2 separate regions of the Homo sapiens genome follow, and region 1 is linked to region 2. Evidence: chromatin loops called from intact Hi-C (ENCODE). Cell type or tissue: IMR-90. All regions are shown on one strand. Links, peaks and the distances in the headings refer to the core of each region. The heading gives the core; the rest is flanking DNA.

Region 1 (9,751 bases), core at 1,259-9,258, 1.7 Mb before region 2:
CTCTCCTTCTTCCCCCTTCTCCTTTGGATATTCTTGTATGTATATCACACTTTCCAAACTCACTATGTAGTGAATTTGGAAAACAGAATGGTGTTAAGAAAAAAATAAAACCATTGACAATGCATCATCCAGAGATAATCACTTTCACATTTGTTGCTTCTTACCAGCCTTTTTTATAATGCAGTGTATGATTTCTACTTACATATAGTTATGCATTTATTTTTTAAAAAAGAAGACTCATAACCAATGCAATTTCATGTTCTGTATTTTAATCAAATTTATGTTATCAGCATTTTTTTCTGGTTATTAAATATTCCTGTGAAACATAGTTTTAAGAGACATCCAGTGGAAGTACTGTAATTTATTTATCCAAACCTTTCTTTGTAAGACAGTTGTTTCTGATTACTTTCTATTTTAAATATTGCCGAGATAAACATTATTATACATAGATATTTGTATTTATAATTCATAGAAGTATCTGTATGCCAGGTACACGTGCATGTTTTTCTGATGATAAAACAGTAGATATTTAATGTGAGAAAGTAAGTAAATTAAAAACAGTTTAAAGGAAAAACTTTAGAAAGGGAGCATCCAAAAAAAACCATTGTTTAACATTTTGTTATCTGTTCTTAAACTTATTCACATTCACATACATAATTTTAAAATTAAGTTTTACTCTTTTACAGATTTGGGATTATAGTATGAAAGCTCATGTGTAACACTACATTTTTTTAAAACTGTACAATAATTTGTAAAAAAACTTTCCCCATGCCCATTAAATATTATTCAGCAGCATCATTAGTAATGTCTGTGTAATATTCTATTGAGTAAGGTACAATAAATGAATGATAACAGATTGAAGATTTAAGTCTTTCTCCACATTTCAAAATTATAAGCTGTCTTGCAGTAGATACCCTTAATTATTTGTTTACATATATGTTTCTGATTATTGCCATGAATTCCTAGAAGTTGGATTTCTCAAAGAGAATGAACATATGTTGCTGAAGACTAGGGAAAATGGGTACTACAGTGCTGGTGAAGTATTAAATTAGTTCAGCCTTTTTGAAGTGCATTTGATAGTATGTTTTTGGTGTTTATATTTAACAGCATCCATCCGGATTTATTTTGGTATTTTCTGTGAATTGGGATTTAACTTAATCCTATTCTTAGTGGTTAAGTAGCTACAACTAAATTCATTCGTTCTCCAAAGAGTTTTAAAGTGTCGTTGATGAATTTATTGAATTGTTAGACATTTCACATTTACAACTGCATACCTGAGCCACGAATGAACGAAAGGTACGAAATACCGTTCAGAAGCCGTTAAACATTGTTGCTCTGTTTTGGCTGTTACAGACAATGGTCAGGTTAGTAAAAACAGATTAGAACCTGATTGATAAAATGCCACCATAACTTGCTTATAATTCCTCACTTTTTGAATTTGAATTCAATTATTTTGACCTCTTAGACACATGTCCCCATTGGTTTGAAACACTGCAGTTCTCATAATCTATGGTCCTACATACACACTAATTATGTTTGGGGGTTTCTTGTTGATCTAGTACCACTGTGTTTCTAATTTATTTTGACTTTAAAATATAGTCTAACATCCTGTAGTTATTTTCAAATACGATATACAGACTTTTCTACCTATTTTTTCTGAATAGTTTATTCTGAATATGATTCACAATAATTTTATCAAATACCAAAAATTTCCATTGGATTAAATTTGTGGAATAGTTTGGGAGAGGCATAATATTTTATATCCAGTCTTACTACTAAGGCACGTGATGTTTTGTTTTGTTGATTCAAGTTTTTTTATGCCTTCACCTATGTTTTTTAGTTTTCTTATTGTTTTATATTTCTGTTTACCTTTGTTTCTGTTGTGAAAGAGTACTCCTATTTTCAAACATTACTTCTATTAAGAAAGCTACTGATTTTTATATATTTACTTGAAAATCAACCTTCTTGCTGAACTTTTTATTAGTTGTTACAGTTTCTGAGTTGGTACTTTGGATTTTCTTGATACCTAGAATTTCTGTGATTCATAGCTATATTGTGTGTCTTTCATTGTTTTTGAATAGAATTTTAACAATGTTTAAATTAAAGGGGTACACTGGGCATCCTTGTATTTTATTTTAACTTCAATGGGAATGTTGCTAGTGTTTACATTAAGCATATCCTTGTTTTGAGATACATATTTTTCTATTTCTAAAAATAAAAATAAAGAATTTCTTTTTTTAAAAAATCAGATTTAAGAATTTTTTTGCATTTATCAATGAATGTAATGTGACCATATAGTCTATAACCTTTGGATGTGTTATATTATGTTAATAATATTCATGTTATTAAGCCACCCTTGGATTTTAGGAATAGGTCAGCTTGGCTGTGTGAATTGATCTTTTATGATACAGCTATTTTTGATTTGTTAAAATTTTGTTTAAAGGTTTTACATCATAAGTTAGACAAGTCAGTTTCTTTTTCGAGAACTATCTTTGTCTAGTTTTGGAAGGAGGCTGATCTTACTTTGAACACTTAAATGTAAAGGCTTTTATTTTTGCACCCTATGTTCTGGAGCAGTTTAAATAACATATGTTTTAATGAAATTTGCAAAAAATGTGCCTCTAAAACTGTCTGATTCTGTACCCTTTAATTGGGTGAGAGGGGGTGCTTTTGGACTTTTTCAGAGTTTTCTATAACTCAGTCTAGACTAGTTTTTTATTTTTTGTTGAGGGAGTCTTGATAATTTGTATTATATATTTTTATGTCAGTGACATTTAGATTTTAAAAATTCAGTAGCAGAAATTTGTGTGCTATCTGCAATATGTATATTTGCTTATTCTCTGGATTAGTTTTTTCCAATTTTTTGGTACTTAAAACTTATTTTGTTGTTTTATAATTTTAAAAAGCTGGTTTATTCATTATTTCTATTGGAATTTTTTATACTTATTAATTTCTCTCTTTACCTCTCTGCAGGCTGATTTTTTTTTCTTTTTCTAACTTCTGGTATGTTTACCTAAATTTATTTTTGTCTGTTGATCAAAGTATTTAAGTTTCAAATTTTCTCTTGATTACAACTTCTGTATTTCCCTTTCAAATTTTAATATTAAGATCTCCTTGTTATTTTTTATATTACTTGTATGTAATGTGGTATCCTTTAGATTAGAATTATTTAGGCAAGAGTTTACATTTTAGTTGGTTGTATTATTTTTGTGAAGACTTTTCTCATTCTTTCAAATTTTAATCCATTTTGTTCACTGATGTGGAATTTATGATTTGCAGTAATTTTTTGTGGCTTAATATCTGGTCAGTTTTGTGCTCATGGGCACTTGGAAAATAATATTCATTCTTTTTAGGCAACATAATGTAACATACATTGTTTAGTGAGGAGAAAAAAAAAAAACCTGTTTTTCTTCCTACTACTCACACCACTTCCCACACTTCTGTGCCCAAATGTGTGGGGATTATTTTCTCCACACATTCCAGTTCTTCTACTCTCCAGACACCAACTGGGTGTCCTTCCTACAATTCAGTTATGATACAAACTACCTGGAGTTAGTGCAGACCTCAAGGATTAAGGACTCAGTCTCCCACGACTGCCCCTCACTACAGATGCCAGTCAAAAGTAGTGGGTCCCCAGGTTACCATACTTCTCTCTGACTTGGTTACAAACAGGGGGTCCCATAACCCTCCTCACTTTGATAATTTGCTATGGCAGCTCACAGGACTCAGGGAAACACTGAATTACGATTCACAGTTCATTATAAAGGATAGATTTAAGGATTCAGATGAACAGCCCGATGAACAGGTAGGTCCAGAAGGGTCCTGGGTACAGGAGCTTTTTTCCCCATGGAGTTGGAGTGCCCCACCCTTCTGGCATGTGGATGCATTCATCACTTGGAAGCTCTCTGAATCCCGTGTTTTGGAGATTTTTATGGAGGCTTCATCACATCGATATGATTATTAACTCAGTTTACATCTCCTTTCCTTTCCCTTGAGGATGGAGTTTGGGGCTGAAAGTTCCAAGCTTCTTATCATGACTTGGTCTTTTTGGTGACCAATCCCCATCAAAGAGTACACCAAGAGCTGCCTCATTAGAATAGAAGTTGTTTCTATCACCAGGAAGTTCTAAGAGATTTAGAAGCTCTTTGTCAGGGAGTGGGGTCAAAGACCAAATATTAGAACAAAAGATGTTTCTGGCACCTCCATTGCTTGGGAAATGACAAGGGTTTTAGGAGCTCTGAGCCAGGAACTGGGGGGTAGAGACCAATATATATAGAGAGAGATTTCTTATTATTTCATATTTGGCTGGGCATGGTGGCTTATGCCTGTAATCCCAGCACTTTGGGAGGCTGAGGTGGGTAGATCACAAGGTCAGGAGTTCGAGACCAGCCTGACCAACATGGTGAAACCCCATCTCTACTAAAAATACAAAAAATTAACCAGGCTTGGTGGCACACACCTGTAATCCCAGCTGCTCAGGAGGCTGAGGCAGGGGAATAGCTTGAACTCGGGAGGTGGAGGTTGCAGTGAGCTGAGACTGTGCTATTGCACTCCAGCCTGGGTGACATAGTGAGACTCTGTCCCCCAAAAATATATTGTTTCATATTTAATATTATACATCTATTCAACTTTCTATATCCTTGTTTATTTTTTGTCTTCTCTATCTACCTAAGACTTAAAAATACTTAATAGTCTTTCAATTATGTTGTGTTTCTGTCAAGCCTTCATTTAAAAACTTTTTTTTTCTATTTTAATACAATGTTACTTGGCACACAGAATTTTGTAAGTTTTCCATTTTCCTTTTGCATATCTCTTTAATAGTATAAAATTATCACATTTATCTCATTCAGCATCTTTTGCCTTGAATTCTGTTTTTATATTGGTTTGAATTTGCTTGATGTATGTTTGCTTTTTTTTTCATAAATAAGAGGTTGGATTTTGTTGTTTGATCATTTGTCTTTTAATAGAGGAGTTTAACCTGTTTAAAATTCTTACAATTGATGTGTTTGGGTTTTTATGCTTTCTATTTTTGTACTTCTTTATTGTTTTCTTTATTTTTTATTTAGTGTGACACTTATTTTAGCTGTGGAATCCAAAATGTAAAATGCAAAAAAAAAAAAAAAAAAAGAAAAGCCCCTAAACCACAAGATACAGATCACGAGGCATATTCTGCATTGGATTTTTCAGTCTTGCTCCATCTGCCTTAAGTTTAATAGAGATTCCTTCCAGATTCTGATGATAAGTTGTCTATTGTGAGTTTTCTTCTTATTTCCATGTATTTGTAAGTATTTAACTAGGAAGTTAGTAGAAGCTATGGGAGCTGTTTAGGTAGATGTAATATTTTATTAAACTTATCTTTAGATTTGTTAGGTCAGTACAACATAAAGCAAATCTTGGTTTGTCTTAACATTAACAGAATTAAAAGAAAGGGACCAATATTTTGGTAAACTAGAATTTAACATTGTAAGCAATTATAACTAGCAATAATTCATTTTAAGGGTGGGGGCTGATGACCAAAGAAAGTATGTGCAGTGGAAACTTCTTCATCTGGAGGTATTTATTTAATTGTCAGACATGATTGAAATGAGGAAGTAGTATCAGTTAGGAGAGTAGCTTATTGTCTGTAATTTTTTTTTTGATTGGGGCGTGCCGGTTGGGGTACTATTTAAGTGTTGGATTCTAGAAAATGTGCCCAATAGAGGTCTTGTTCTTTGGCAGTGTCCCCAAAAAGGAACAGGCTGGCAGTTGCTTCTCTTTCAAGTTGTCCTTTTCTTTGAGCTTTTTAAAAGTGATTCTATTGAATACTTAGTGGTTTTCACAAGTGAATGATCTTAAAATTAAGCAGTTTAAAAATATTTATGTTTCACACTGTATTTTCAATTGTAAAGAGAATACTGCCTTTGAAATACTGAATTTGAGAATGTGTGTCACTAAATAGTGCTGTGTCTGTTTCAATCCATCACCCCCTCTTACCCCCCCATTACTTGGAAGGGATTTGCTGAAATTACCACCAGATGGCAGTCTTGCATTTTAGTGACTTGGAGCTTCAGTACCAAGCTTCTCTTTCACTTTCTCTCCATCTTTGTTTCTCTCAGATTTCTGAGGATTTTCAACTGCCTTCTTACATAAATTGAACATGTTTGGAACCAGGCAATAAAGTACAATTTTGGAGTCTAGTCTGTAGCATTCTCACCGCTTTGCCCACGTTAGTTAATTCAAGTCTCCTCTGCCTCCCTAGAATGGATTAGTCCCCCTGACAAATGTTCCTCATACATTTTTGCCTTTTGGGGTGCTCTTTACAGTTTAATATTATTTAGGTGTGTGGCTTTCCTACATTTCCTTCTTCTCTTTGTAATTAGTGTTATACATTGAGGTACTTTGAGACTATCTAAATATCTTGTTCCTTCTCAAGCTTTTAATGTATTATCAGTATAGACTGGGTTTCCTATTTGACTCAATGAGTTATAATTTGTTGCTATCATTATTTATTTTGATATTCAAATTGTCCAGGATTTGGCCAGTGGGATACCATTAATGCTGGTGTGTGTGCCCTTTTGAGATATCCCTGTCATTCCTTATGGGTGCCCTTGCTTTTTGGCACAAGGCCCATCTTGCTTTTCTCTACCCCTGAATGAAATCTGCCATTTCTTCAAAGAGTGCCATTTTACTTTAGTAGTGAATGATGTTTAAAAACCAAGATCTGGCCGGGCGCGGTGGCTCACGTCTGTAATCCCAGCACTTTGGGAGGCCAAGGCAGGCGGATCACCAGGTCAGGAGTTTGAGACTAGCCTGGTCAACATGGTGAAACCCCGTCTCTACTAAAAATACAAAAATGAGCCTGGCACCTGCATGTAATCCCAGCTACCTGGGAGGCTGAGGCAGGAGAATCGCTTGAACCTGGGAGGTGGAGGTTGCAGTGAGCCAAGATCATGCCATTGCACTCCAGCCTGGGCAACAAGAGCGAAACTCCATCTCAAAAAAAAAAAAAAAAAGATCTGTACACTTGGTATACACATTGCTATTGGGTTATTACTGTTTACAAACTATCTCAATGAACAATTAGGGAGTATATTTAATACATACATAATATTTACACAGTAATTCACATTTGTAGTGGTTTCCATATTTGTAGGTACATATTTATGTATGTGTGTATATAATCACACAAACACACATACACTCCATGAGATTATACTTATACCTTAACTTTCGAGCAAATAACACAGGCTTTATTCTTGTTTTCTTTCCATATTTACAACTTTCTTCTCCAACAGAGATAATTTTGGGCCCCACTGTCCGTAATATATTAACTTGTTTGATCAATTCCAGTTTATGTAATAATCTCCCTGTTGTCTATTTGGACAGATGCCTTCCTCCACCCTATTGAGGGTCTGATATCCCAAATTATTCTTCCTTCCATCCTCCTGCGTGGGTTCCCTCCCTGTTTGTTTTTTTCATTTTGTTTGTAATTTCTAGTTTTAGTACACTGTGACCAGAGTTTGTAATATTTCTGTTTTGTGAAATTTGGTGTTGTTTTCCCTGTGATGTAATATATTATCAGTTTTTGTGAATGTATTGTGCTATTGAGAAGATATATTACTTATATCATCTTATATTATATCTTAATATATTATCATCAAATTCCAAGCAAAGAAGATATCTTTGCTTAAAATTTGCTGATAATATATTGTCATATATATTATCAATTTTTATGAATGTATCATGTGCTGTTGAGAAGAAGATAATAAAGAATATATCTTCTTCACATAAGAAGATATATTTTTCATCTGTATCAGGATGAGACATTTGACATTTAGATGTAAAAATTGCCACATTGATTATGTCATTTGGTTCTCTATATTTTGTTTTCTTGTTCAATTGTTCTATCTTATTCTGAGAGTGGTGTTTTGAAGACTATATCAATAGTATGTCCCTGTCGATTTCTGCTTATATCTTCTGTAGTTTCTGCCTTATGTAGGAGGTTGATCTTATCAGATGCATTGATATTAAGTATTATTATATTTTCATTATGAATTGTGACTTTGTCATTATAAAATTCCTCCTTTTTCTCATTAAATATTTTTTATTCTAAAATCTACTTTAAAGATTTCAACCCCAATTCTGTTGTTCCATCCTCTATATCTTTGCTCATTTTACTATTTATAAACAATTTAAAGTTTGTTATATTCTGTCTTCTAGTAATGCTGAAGGCCTGGGTCATGTGTGGTTTTATATGTGCTACTTATTGAATTTATTTATTTCTTCTTTGGTTGGGATGAAAAATCAAATTCTGAGACTGGAGGATAATGGCAGCCACCTGAATCTGAATCTGAAATCGCAGCTGTAATACTAGACGTGTTAGAAGCATGTATTTTTTTCTACGTAGAGTCATTGGGTGTAAATAACATGCAGCTTACGATAGATGCCTTCAGGTTTATTAGAGCTCCACTTTAAACTTTTCTTGTTCTCCTCATCTGTTAAATGAGGGTGTTAACATCAACTCCAACATTTTACAAATCTGTGATTTATAGTACATTAATGATTATGACCTAAAACACCTCATCTTTCTTTGTATTTGCACATAATATTAACCATGTTCTCAATAAAACTTTGGCCTTTACTTGGATATTATTAGGGGCTAGTGCCATTGGCACTCTGGCAATTTAATATTTTGATTATCTATATTTGAGGCAAAAAATTTACAGTTTTAAGCACACTTGTTTTACATACATGAAGGTTTATCCTTTCACTAATGAATAAATCTTGCTCAGATATAGGCTTTCCATACTATATCAGGTTGAATAGACTGGTTTATTGAGTCTGAGTTTACCTCATTTGATTGATTCTTGCTGGGGCAACTTACTTTGTCCAAATGGTTTTTGTTACAGTCAGAATATCCAAATATAGCTAACTTCACTGTGACCAGCATTTAATATGATTGTTTTAAATGTGATATGAGAATACATTGTTTTAAATGTAATGTAATAATAATTGTTTTTTATAACATTAGAACACATGAGACAAATCTAAAGTGCTATTTGACCTTAACTTGAACCTTTCACTACTTTATATAGTTAACTTTTAAAAATTGATACATAATATTTGCACATATTTATGGGGTATATGTGATATTTTGTTACATGTATAGAATGTGTCACAATCAAGTCAGGGTATTTAGGATATCCATCACCTTGATGATTTATCATTTCTGTATGTTAGGAATATTTTAAGTCCTCTCATCTAGCCATTTTGAAATATACAATATATTGTTACTGATAGTCACCCAACTCTGCTATAGAACATTAAAACATTTCTTTTCTTGAACTATATATTTACACTCATTAACCAACCTCTCTTCACCCCCCTTATCCCTCCCACACACCCTTCTCAGCTTTTGTATCTATTATTTTAATTTCTACTTCCATGAGATCAACTTTTTTACCTACCACATATGAGTGAGAACATGCAATATTTGTCTTTCTATGCCTGGTTTATTTCACTTGACATAAAGACTTCCAATTCCATCCATGTTGCTGCAAAGGACATGATTTCATTTTTTATGGCCACATTGTATTTCATTGTGTATATATATCATTTTCTATATTCATTCATCCATTGATGGATGCTGAGGTTGATTCATATCTTTGCTATTGTGAATAGTGCTACAATAAACATGGGGTGGGTGTAGGTATCCTTTCAGTATACTGATTTCCTTTACTTCGGATAAATACCCAGTAGTGGGATTGCTGGA
Region 2 (9,751 bases), core at 827-8,826:
TATAGTGTACTCATTTTTAAAAACTACCTTAAGTGAAATCTAGGACCAGCTTAATTTGACCAGGTGAGGTAGGACCTTCCTTAACTGGCTTCCAATGGTACTTCCAAACTTGAGGATTTGCTACATTTATATTCTTTCCCTTCTCCCCTCATCTGGGTATCTCAGGGACAACCCTTGGAAGTGCCACTTAGATTTCTGTCCACTGTCTTTAACCCATCTCTTCACCAAAGACGTAGTACTTGGCCAATTATAAAGACTAACAATGCAATTTAACTAAAGTTAGCTTTTCACTGTGATTCCAGGGCCAGTTTTTAGACCAAATACCTGGGCCATATTACCTTCCCTGACTCTAATCTATGTCAGTCCACTTAAATGTCTTTTTCTGTCTGAAGTCCATGTTCTATCCCATACTGTAAGTTGCTGCATTAGTTATTACATTAGTTTCCTAGGGCTGACATAACAAATTACCACAAACTAGATGGCTTCAAGGAACAGAAATGTATTGTGTCACAGTTCTGGAGACTGGAAGTCTGAAATCAAGATGTTGGCAGGACCATCCTTCCTCTAAAGGCTCTTGGGAATAATTCTACCTTGCCTCTTTCCAGTACCTTGTGGCTCCAGCAGTCCTTGACATTCCTTGGTTTGTAGCTGCATCACACCAATCATGGCCTTCTTATCCTTGTGTCTCCTGTCTCTTTGTATCCTCTTTTCTTCTTTTTTTTTTTTGAGACGGAGTTTTGTTCTTGTCGCCCAGTGCAATGGCGCCATCTCAGCTCACTGCAACCTCCTTCTCCCGGGTTCAAGTGATTCTCCTGCCTCAGCCTCCTGGATAGCTGGGATTACAGGTGCCCACCACCATGCCTGGCTAATTTTTGTATTTTTGGTAGAGACAAGGTTTTACCATGTTGGCCAGGCTGCTCTCGAATTCCTAACCTCAGGTGATCCACCCGCCTTGGCCTCCCAAAGTGCTGAGATTACAGGCATGAGCCACTGCACCCGACCTGTATCCTCTTCTTTTCTTGCTTGCTTTCTTTTTTGTTTAGAAACAGGGTCTTACTCTGTCACCAAGGCTGGAGTGCAGTGGCATGATCATAACTCACTGCAGCTTCAAACTCCTGGGCTCAAGCGATCCTCCCTTCTCAGCCCCAGCCTCCTGAGTAGCTGGGGCTACTAGAGGTGCATACCACCATGCCTGGCTACTTTTTCCATTTTTTGTAGAGAAGGGGTCTCACCTTTCCTTCATTGGATTTAAGGTTGATCCTAATCCAGTATGACCTCTTCACCTGATTACATCTGCAAAGTCCCTATTTCCAAACAAAGTCAAAGTCACAGGTACCAGGTGTTATGACTTGAATGTATCTTTTTATGAGCCACAGTTCAACCCACTACTATTATCTATTGCTGTGTAACAAATTACGCTAAAATTTAGTGGTTAAAACAACAGACATTTATGATCCTGGGTCAGGAACCTGAGTGCTGCTTAACTTTGTACCTCTGCCTCAAGGTTACAGTCCAGCCGCCAAGTGGAGCAGTGTCTTACCTGATAGCTCTACTCGGGTGGGAGCGTCTGCCTCCGTGGCCACTCTGTTGGCTGATTTGGCAGTTTTAGCAAGTTGATAGTCAAATTTGGAGGAAATGATTAACAGCAAAACTGAAGAGGAAGGTATGGGCTTCTATGCTAGCACCTGGGGCAAAGTAAGGAAATGGAGGAACCTGGTTAATCACTGTTTCCCCACCTGTTCCACTGACCAGTGCCTAAGCCCATGGGAGAGTTGGATGGAGGGGGCATAAGTAACACTACTTAAGGTCACAAGATATCCTGGGTACTGTGAGACTTTGTGCATGGGTGCAGTTTGGTGGCCAGAGGCCAAATACAGCTTGCAGTTGTGTTAGGTTTGGCCTGAAAAATGGCCTAGCAATTTTTAATTAGTTTCCAACACTTGAAAATTAGGAGATTTCACATAAAAATCAAACTTCCTGACTTCTCTCATAAGAAAAATATGGAAACACACAGTACCTTTGCATAGTACTATGTACACTACCTCGCTCACTACAGTTTGCATCTGGCTGCTGCATATAGACATGGGTCCATGAGTCCTACTCTAGTCTCAGTGGTAAGACACAGCCAGTGCCTACCTTGCAGGATCAGATATTCCCAAAATAAATATTTATTTATTTTGGAGATACGGTTGGTTCTGTTGCCTAGACTGGAGTGCAATGGCGTGATCTCGGCTCACTGCAACCTCTGTCTTCTGGACTCAAGCGACCCTCCCACCTCAACCTCCCGAGTAGCTGGGACTACAGGCAATACTACCATGCTGGGACTACTACTCCTGAGTAGTTGGGACTACAGGCACATACCACCATGCCTGGCTAATTTTTGTATGTTTTGTAGAGACAGGGTTTTGTCATGTTGCCCAGGCTGGTCTTGAACTCCTGAGCTCAAGTAATCCTCCTACCTCAGCCTCCCAAATTGCTAGCATTACAGAGGTGAGGCACTGCACCCAGCCTACAATAATTTTATTTCTGGTATCAAACCCAATTTTAAATTCCATCTTTTTAATAACTAGCAGTCATAGTTTTAAATTTATGGTTACCACTTACTCATTTATCAAATATTTATTGGGGAGCTAGTATGTGCAAGGTGCTATGCTAGCTCCTGGGAATATTGAGACAAGCCAGATATGGCCCCTGTCTTTGTGGAATTTAACTTGTAATTTAAAATCAGTGCGAAAGTTTTGAAATGATTTAAATTACCAAAAATAACGTCTGAGATTTACAGTTTTAAAATGAGTACCATTTAAATACTCTGTTTTGTTCTACAGGAAAGTTCAAGTAGATTATGTATCATTGACTATTAATTTTTCTTACTGCTTTTCCCCCTTGCAGGAGAAATGCTCTCATATGGAGACAGGCAAGAGGTGGAAATCAGAGGGTGCTCGCTTTGGTGTGTTGAGCTGATCCGGGATTGTCTTCTGGAGCTTATTGAACAAAAGGGTGAAAAACCTAATGGAGAGATCAATTCCATTCTTCTGGATTATTACTTATGGGACTATGCCCATGACCATAGGGAAGATATGAAAGGAATTCCGTTTCATCGCATACGTTGCATATATTATTGACCTCAAGTGTAAACTGATCCAAAGAAAACCCCCTGCGTTTTATATCATATCATCTGTACAGTTTTGCTTTGATATTTAGAGAACATGATCGAGGTTATAGGAAATTGATTGCCCATTCTCACTTGAAAAATACTTCCTAGGCCGGGCACAGTGGTTTATGCCTGTAATCCCAGCACTGTGGGAGGCTGAGGCGGGTGGATCATCTGAGGTCAGGAGTTTGAGACCACCTGGCCAACATGGTGAAACCCCATCTCTACTAAAAATACAAAATTAGCTGGGCGTGGTGGCACGTGCCTGTAATCCCAGTTACTTGGGAGGCTGAGGCAAGAGAATCGCTTGAACTCAGAAGGTGGAGGTTGCAGTGAGGCGAGATTAGGCCATTGCACTCCAGCCTCAGCAACAAGAGTGAAACTTTGTCTCAAAAAACAACAACAACAACAACAACAACAACAAAACTTCCTAGGCCAGATGTGGTGGCTCATATGTATAATCTTAGCACTTTGGGAGGCCAAGGCAGGAGGATTGCTTGAGGCGAGGAGTTCAAGACCAGCCTAGGCAACATAGGGAGACCCCCATCTCTACAAAAATTTAAAAATTAGCCTAGCATGGTGGCACGCTCTGTAATCCCAAATACGCGGTAGGCTGAGGCTGAGGAGGGTGGATTGCTTGAGCCCAGGGGTTTGAGGCTGCAGTGAGCCACAGTCACGCCACTGCATTCTATCCTGGGCAACAGATGGAGACCTTGTCTCAAAAAAAAAAAATTCCTGACATCGCTATGTATTCCCAACTTTATCATTTGTCTGCCTGTTTAGTTTTGACTTATGTTTTTTTTTTTTCCCCCCTGTGGACATGTAGTTGACGGAAATCGTGAAGGAACTTTAATATTTTATTTAAATTTCCCAAAACTAATCATGCCTTATGTGACTAATCTTCAGTGATAATATTTCATCTACTGATATATTTTCTTGAGGTGTGTAATTTTCAGTATACCTTAATCATTTGGTATAAAAAAGAGAGAGGTTTTTGATATATGAATGCTGTTCTTGTAAAAATCAATCTTGACACTTTATTTTAAACTTTTTATTGGTAATGACAGTGGGTTTTGTACATCATGATTTTCAATTTAGGATATCTGTCTAATTTGTTTTTTCAGAGTAACTATATTGGAATTCAATAAAAATATTCAAAATTTTTCTTAAACCTGGAATGGATTATTTCATTAAAATAGAATTTACTATATATAATTTTAAAAGGTTTACTGTAAGTTAGATTATTTACCTTCTGCTGCAGAACTCTCATTACCTGTCAAGTACTCATTTCCCACCACCCCCGCCACATTCCTTCTAACAGAATCTTGATTTTGTTAGGTATCTACCTTGTCTGCTTGCTGTGACTTCAGAAAAGTCAGAAAAAGATGCCCTTTTCCCAAGCACTTTACTGCCATCTGCTGGAAATTTGTCATAATAACCTTACAAATGACTGTGAGTGAGGCCTCCTGGAGTTGTGCACTACACAACTTGCACAACCATAGGAGTGGTCCTGTGTCTATCCCTGTCCTGTATGACTCAGGGGATGGTGATCCCATCCCCAGTTCTGGAGGTAGATCTTGTATGAATGGTTTACTATTCCTGGTCACTTTACTCTCCTTGCCTGTGATTGCTTTGATAATGGGTATATAATCTAGTTCTGGACAGTGACACTGGATGACAAGTCTGCTGGGAAGCTTCTAGAAAAGGATTCTTCACTTTTAAGAAAGAGATATAGGACAAAGTTCCCTTTTCTTCCTCTGAGCAATGCTTTTAGCATGATACCTGCTATCATGCAGGTAGCCATTTTGTGGAGCTAGAGCCCAGCTATACTTTCCATGCCTGAGCCCATCCTATCCATGGACTTCATACTTGAGATAATAAACACATTACCTTATTATTTCCAGCATCTTGAATTAGTTTTCTGTAACTTGTACCAGAAAGCATCATAACAGTTTCCAGTGTAATCTCTGGGCCTCTGCTCCTGCCACCCTTCTGGCACTTCCTGTCTTCCCTTCCCCCTTTCCCTCTTCTCCTCCCCTTTGCTTCTCTGCCCTCCTCCTTCTTCTTCCCTTCTTTCCCCTCCCCCCTCTTTTTCTTCTCCTTCTCCACTCTCTTTTTTTTTATTTTTTATTTTTTATTTTTTTAGAGATGGTCTCACTGTCACCCAGGCTGGAGCACAGTCGTGAGATCATAGCTCATTGTAACCTTGAACTCCTGGGCTCAAGCAATCCTCCCAAAGTGCTGGGACCACAGGCGCATGCCACTATATCTGGCTAATTTAAATTTTTTGTAGAGATGGGGTCTCACTATGTTGCTCAGGTTGGTCTCGAACTCCTAGGCTCAAGCAGTCCTCCTGCCACTGGCCTTCCAAAGCACCGCGTTTACAGCTGTGAGCCATGGTTTCCCAGACCCAGCTGCCTTTTCTCTTCTGCCACTGAGCATAACCTGGAATCAATCCTGGATGCCTGCATTCTAATCTAGCCAGCAGGATTGAAGCAATAAAGAAGAGTAGAAAGAAAGGGTTGAAGCCAGGTGCAGTGGCTCGCTCCTATGGTCCCAGCCACTGTGTGGTGGGGAGGAACTGAGGTAGGAGGATCCCTTGAACGTAGGAGTTCATGTCCAGCCTGGGCAATGTAGCGAGATCCAGTCTCTTAAAAAAAAATAAGGAAGAAACAAAAAGAGTTGACAAGAAAGGCTCTAGTAGCCACCACATTCCATTTTGGTTTCATCTTACTAGAATTTAGTCACGTGACCACAACTAACTGCCAAGAAGGCTAGGAAAGTGGCATGTATTATGGGCATTGGATACCAGCTAAACTGTGTAGAGAGTATGGATGGGCCTGGGCACAATGGCTCATTCCTATAATCCCAGCACTTTGGGAAGCCAAAGGCGGGATGATCGCTTGAGCCCAGGAGGTCGAGGCTGCAGTGAGCAATGATCACCACTGCACTTCAACCTGGGCAACAGAGTGAGACCCAGTCTCGAGAAAAAAAAAAAGTATGGGTGGATACTGGGAAACAGCAAGAAGTTTTTGCCACCCATTAAGTGGATTTTATAGTTTTCTTACCTGATACAGACTAAGAGCATTAAAATAACATTTTGCCTAATGGCTTTAACAGCCATGGATGATTATTTTTCAGATCTATTATTTCATTAGGGATTGCAAAATGGTAGTGTTCTAGTTCTAACATTTTTGGTTTTTGGGGATTTGTGTGGAGATAACATCCCTCTTGGATTTCAGGGTAGTCTGGGGGAACATAATTAACATGGGGCTAGCTCCTGACGTTCCAGAAGAGAATGGAATGTAGAATTAAGTTCTGAAAGTGTTTTCAGTTGTGTTGATTCATTCTGCACACCCTTTTAAAGGTAATGAAAATGTGCACAGCCTCCTGAAACTCCCTGGCACAGTCCTCCATTCAGAGAAGTCTTTTCTAATTCTTTGGTGACTCAGTTTCCTTTAGTAGCCTTTGATTTGCCATCAGTTATAAAATATTTTGTTTTGTAAACAAATTTCAATTATTTTTCTTCAGAGGCCTCCTAATGATTTGCCTCACTCTATGAACTCAAGTTGTTTAGCCAAGGCACCTTGTCAATGCTTTCCAACCAAAGTAAACAGGTTAGATTTATTACTTGTAGCATGGGGTGACTCAGTAGGAGGATTATTTGGGGCAGGGTCTAAGGAAACTGTTCTGTTGAGATTGGATACTCTCAGAAAGCAGGATCAGTTATACTATTGGCTGCTCTACCATTGACTGCCTCAAATTTTTTCTATAGGGAGGGCAGACAAGAGTAAGGATAAAGCTGTCATTGGTAAAGAAGTCAGCAGTCACTCATTTTAGTGGAGATAGGATGTTTGGGTACTTTGTACGGCACGATGCCCTTGTATTTTTCTGTGGTTAGGCAAAATTCTGAAGTGGCCTTATTTAGTCTTACTTTATCATGGTCTCTGAGTAACCTTTCTGATCCAGTCTCTAAAAAAAAAAAAAAAGAAAGAAAGAAAGAAAAAAACAAAGGGTTGACAAGAAAGGCTTTGGTAGCCACCACATTCCACTTTGGTTTCATCTTACTAGGATTTAGTCACGTGACCACAACTAACTGCCAAGAAGGCTAGGAAAGTGATTATGTCCAACAGAAGACTAACTGGTATAGCTGTGGGTGCCAGGCCAGCTTTTTATCAGGGGCTGCTTTTTTTCCTTTATCAACCTTAAACTTCTCCCTAATTAGCACCAAGGCAAATTAATAGATTTTGTTTCATTCAATTCAGAAATCATGTATTGAGCTTCCTCACAGTGTCCCCTCCCCTGAAGCTGAATGGATAATGGCTTAGTCAGGCTGGCACCCCAGTCTGCCCCAGATGCGGATTTAATGACTGTATATGACCTAGGGGATCAGCTTTGAGGCAACTAGACCTTCCTTTTCCTTGCAACTCTGTGACCCGTCTTTCTCGAGGTGTGCTGTTTTTTGCTTTAGTTTAAAATTTCCAGCTTTTTGGTGGGTGCTATAGTCAAATACAAAACCTAAACAAGTAAGGGAATTGATCTATTCAGGCTATTACAATAGGAAAAGCACTCCAAATCCAAAGATCAGAGTCTCTTGGCAGGGTGGTTTTGCCTTAGACTTTTATAGAGAGGAGTATACAAGTTACAGGTGGAGGACTTACATGTGGGATTGTTTTGCAATCAGAAGTCTCAGTCAGTTGCCAAACAGGAAATATTTATCTCTGTGTCATGCTGGTTTTAGGTGGACAAAGAGTTCTAATAGAGAGACAAAGAATGAGGAATTGGGCTGAGCATGGTGATGCACATCTGTAATCCCACCACTTTGAGAGGCCCACACAGGAGGATTACTTGAGCCCAGGTGTTCAAGACCAGCCTAGGCAACATAGCAAGACCCCGTCTCTACGGAAAAAAAAAAAAAAATTGTAAAAAAGAATGAGGAATTGAAGGGTCTGTGTCTGGTCTTGTCCCACTGGGATGGGATAATCTCATGGGATACCATATACTATGGTGTATGCAGTTCATGGGTGACCAAATCATTGTTATGTGATGCATGCCTGTAATTTGTAAAATTCCTTGCAGGTATACAATTTATTGATTAAACAATTGGAAGTTTGGAGAAATATATTATTGTGCCATTCATCTAAATTTCTCTTTTTTCCATACACTGTGTATCTTTTCCTTTCTTTTATCCCTTTGGGTTAAGGATGTTTTAGTTTTAAATGAAATAAATCAAACTAAAACTAGCATAGTGAAAAAGCAATTGTAGTGATCAACAAAATAAGCCCAGGGATAGAGCTGGCTTTAGCCATGATCATGTAACTAGTTACAGTCTAGGGATTAAAATGCACAAAGACCATACCTCATATTTCTTTTCTTTTCTTTCTTTTTTTTTTGAGATGGAATGTCACTCTTGTTGCCCAAGCTGGAGTGCAATGGTACGATCTTGGCTGAGATCAGGAGAATCACTTGAACCTGGGAGACAGAGGTTGCAGCAAGCTGAGATTGCATCATTGCACTCCAGCACTCCAGCCTGCGCAATAGAGCCAGACTATGTCTCAAAAGAAAAAAAAAAAAGGAAAAGGAAAAGAAAGCACTAATCCAACTTCCTGTCTGGAGACAGGACAAACCTAGGAATTCTCTCCCTTTCTTCGCCATTCCCATTTTGCCACTCTCAAGATAGACTAAGAGTCAGTTGATATAGAATACTAACCTGTATTTGGTTGCAGGAGTAGAATGCAATTATTAAGGCTCAACAGCTTTGTTCCTTTTTTAAAAAAACATAAACATGTTGCTTTGGCCGGGCGTGGTGGCTCACGCCTGTAATCCCAGCACTTTGGGAGGCCGAGGCAGGAGGATCACAAGGTCAGGAGATCAAGACCATCCTGGCTAACACGGTGAAACCTGTCTCTACTAAAAATACAAAAAATTAGCTGGGCGTGGTGGCGGGCACCTGTAGTCCCAGCTACTTGTGAGGTTGAGGCAGGAGAATGGCGTGAACCTGGGAGGCAGAGCTTGCAGTGAGCCGAGATTGCGCCACTGCACTCCAGACTGGGTGACAAAGCGAGACTCCATCTCAAAAAAAAAAAAAGTGTTGCTTTGTTTTTTAGAGGCAGCGTCTCACTCTGTCACCTAAGCTGGAGTGCAGTGGTTTGATCACTGCTCACTGCAGCCTCAACCTCCTGGGCTCAAGCAATTCCCCCACCTCAATCTCCCAAGTAGCTGGGATTACAGGCGTGCACCACCATGCCTGGCTAATTTTTATTTTTTGTAGAGATAGAGTCTCACTAGGTTGCCCAGGCTGGTCTCGAACTCCTGACCTCAAGTAATCCTCCTGCCTCAGCCTCCCAAAGCATGAGCCATTGTGCCCAGCCAAGGCTCAATAACTTTGACGAAGCCTGAGTCAAAGTGAGAAGAAACAAATAGGTCACAATGGTATTTAGAGAGAAGCCTAGAAATACTTTGAGAACCAAAAATAGTATTTTGAAAGCAAGTAAAAAAATATAAAAAAAACTATGAGTTCATAGTTACCCTCCTTCTACCACACACGTGCTCCAAAAAAAGAAACCGTATTGTTTGATTTTGAAGGTTGGTAGGGACCAA

The links. Hi-C counts contacts between places; a loop is a spot of excess contacts. Peaks named below come from ENCODE experiments on the same cell type or tissue, not always from the same donor. Only the 100,000 strongest peaks of a DNase experiment are listed, where the experiment ranks them.
Region 1: it touches region 2 in a loop (4-fold over the local background); 3 of 110 quality-filtered maps call a loop at or near these places.

Annotation. Positions count from the first base shown.
Region 1 is chr9:85,606,532-85,616,282 of GRCh38, reverse strand. All of the region lies in intron 17 of AGTPBP1 (ATP/GTP binding carboxypeptidase 1), which reads left to right. Among named protein-coding and RNA genes, the nearest start is that of AGTPBP1, 130 kb to the left of the region's middle. In IMR-90, for the core only: a CTCF peak has its summit at 6,013 (motif pointing right); a DNase peak (open chromatin) is centred at 6,042; H3K4me3 peaks cover 216 bases.
Region 2 is chr9:83,932,882-83,942,632 of GRCh38, reverse strand. QNG1 (Q-nucleotide N-glycosylase 1) reads left to right here. Exons shown (of 4, transcript NM_032307.5): 4 at 2,890-4,322. The coding sequence ends at 3,122. Among named protein-coding and RNA genes, the nearest start is that of KIF27, 16 kb to the right of the region's middle. In IMR-90, for the core only: a CTCF peak has its summit at 4,573 (motif pointing left); DNase peaks (open chromatin) are centred at 4,572, 7,212, 7,842 and 8,662; H3K27ac peaks cover 79 bases.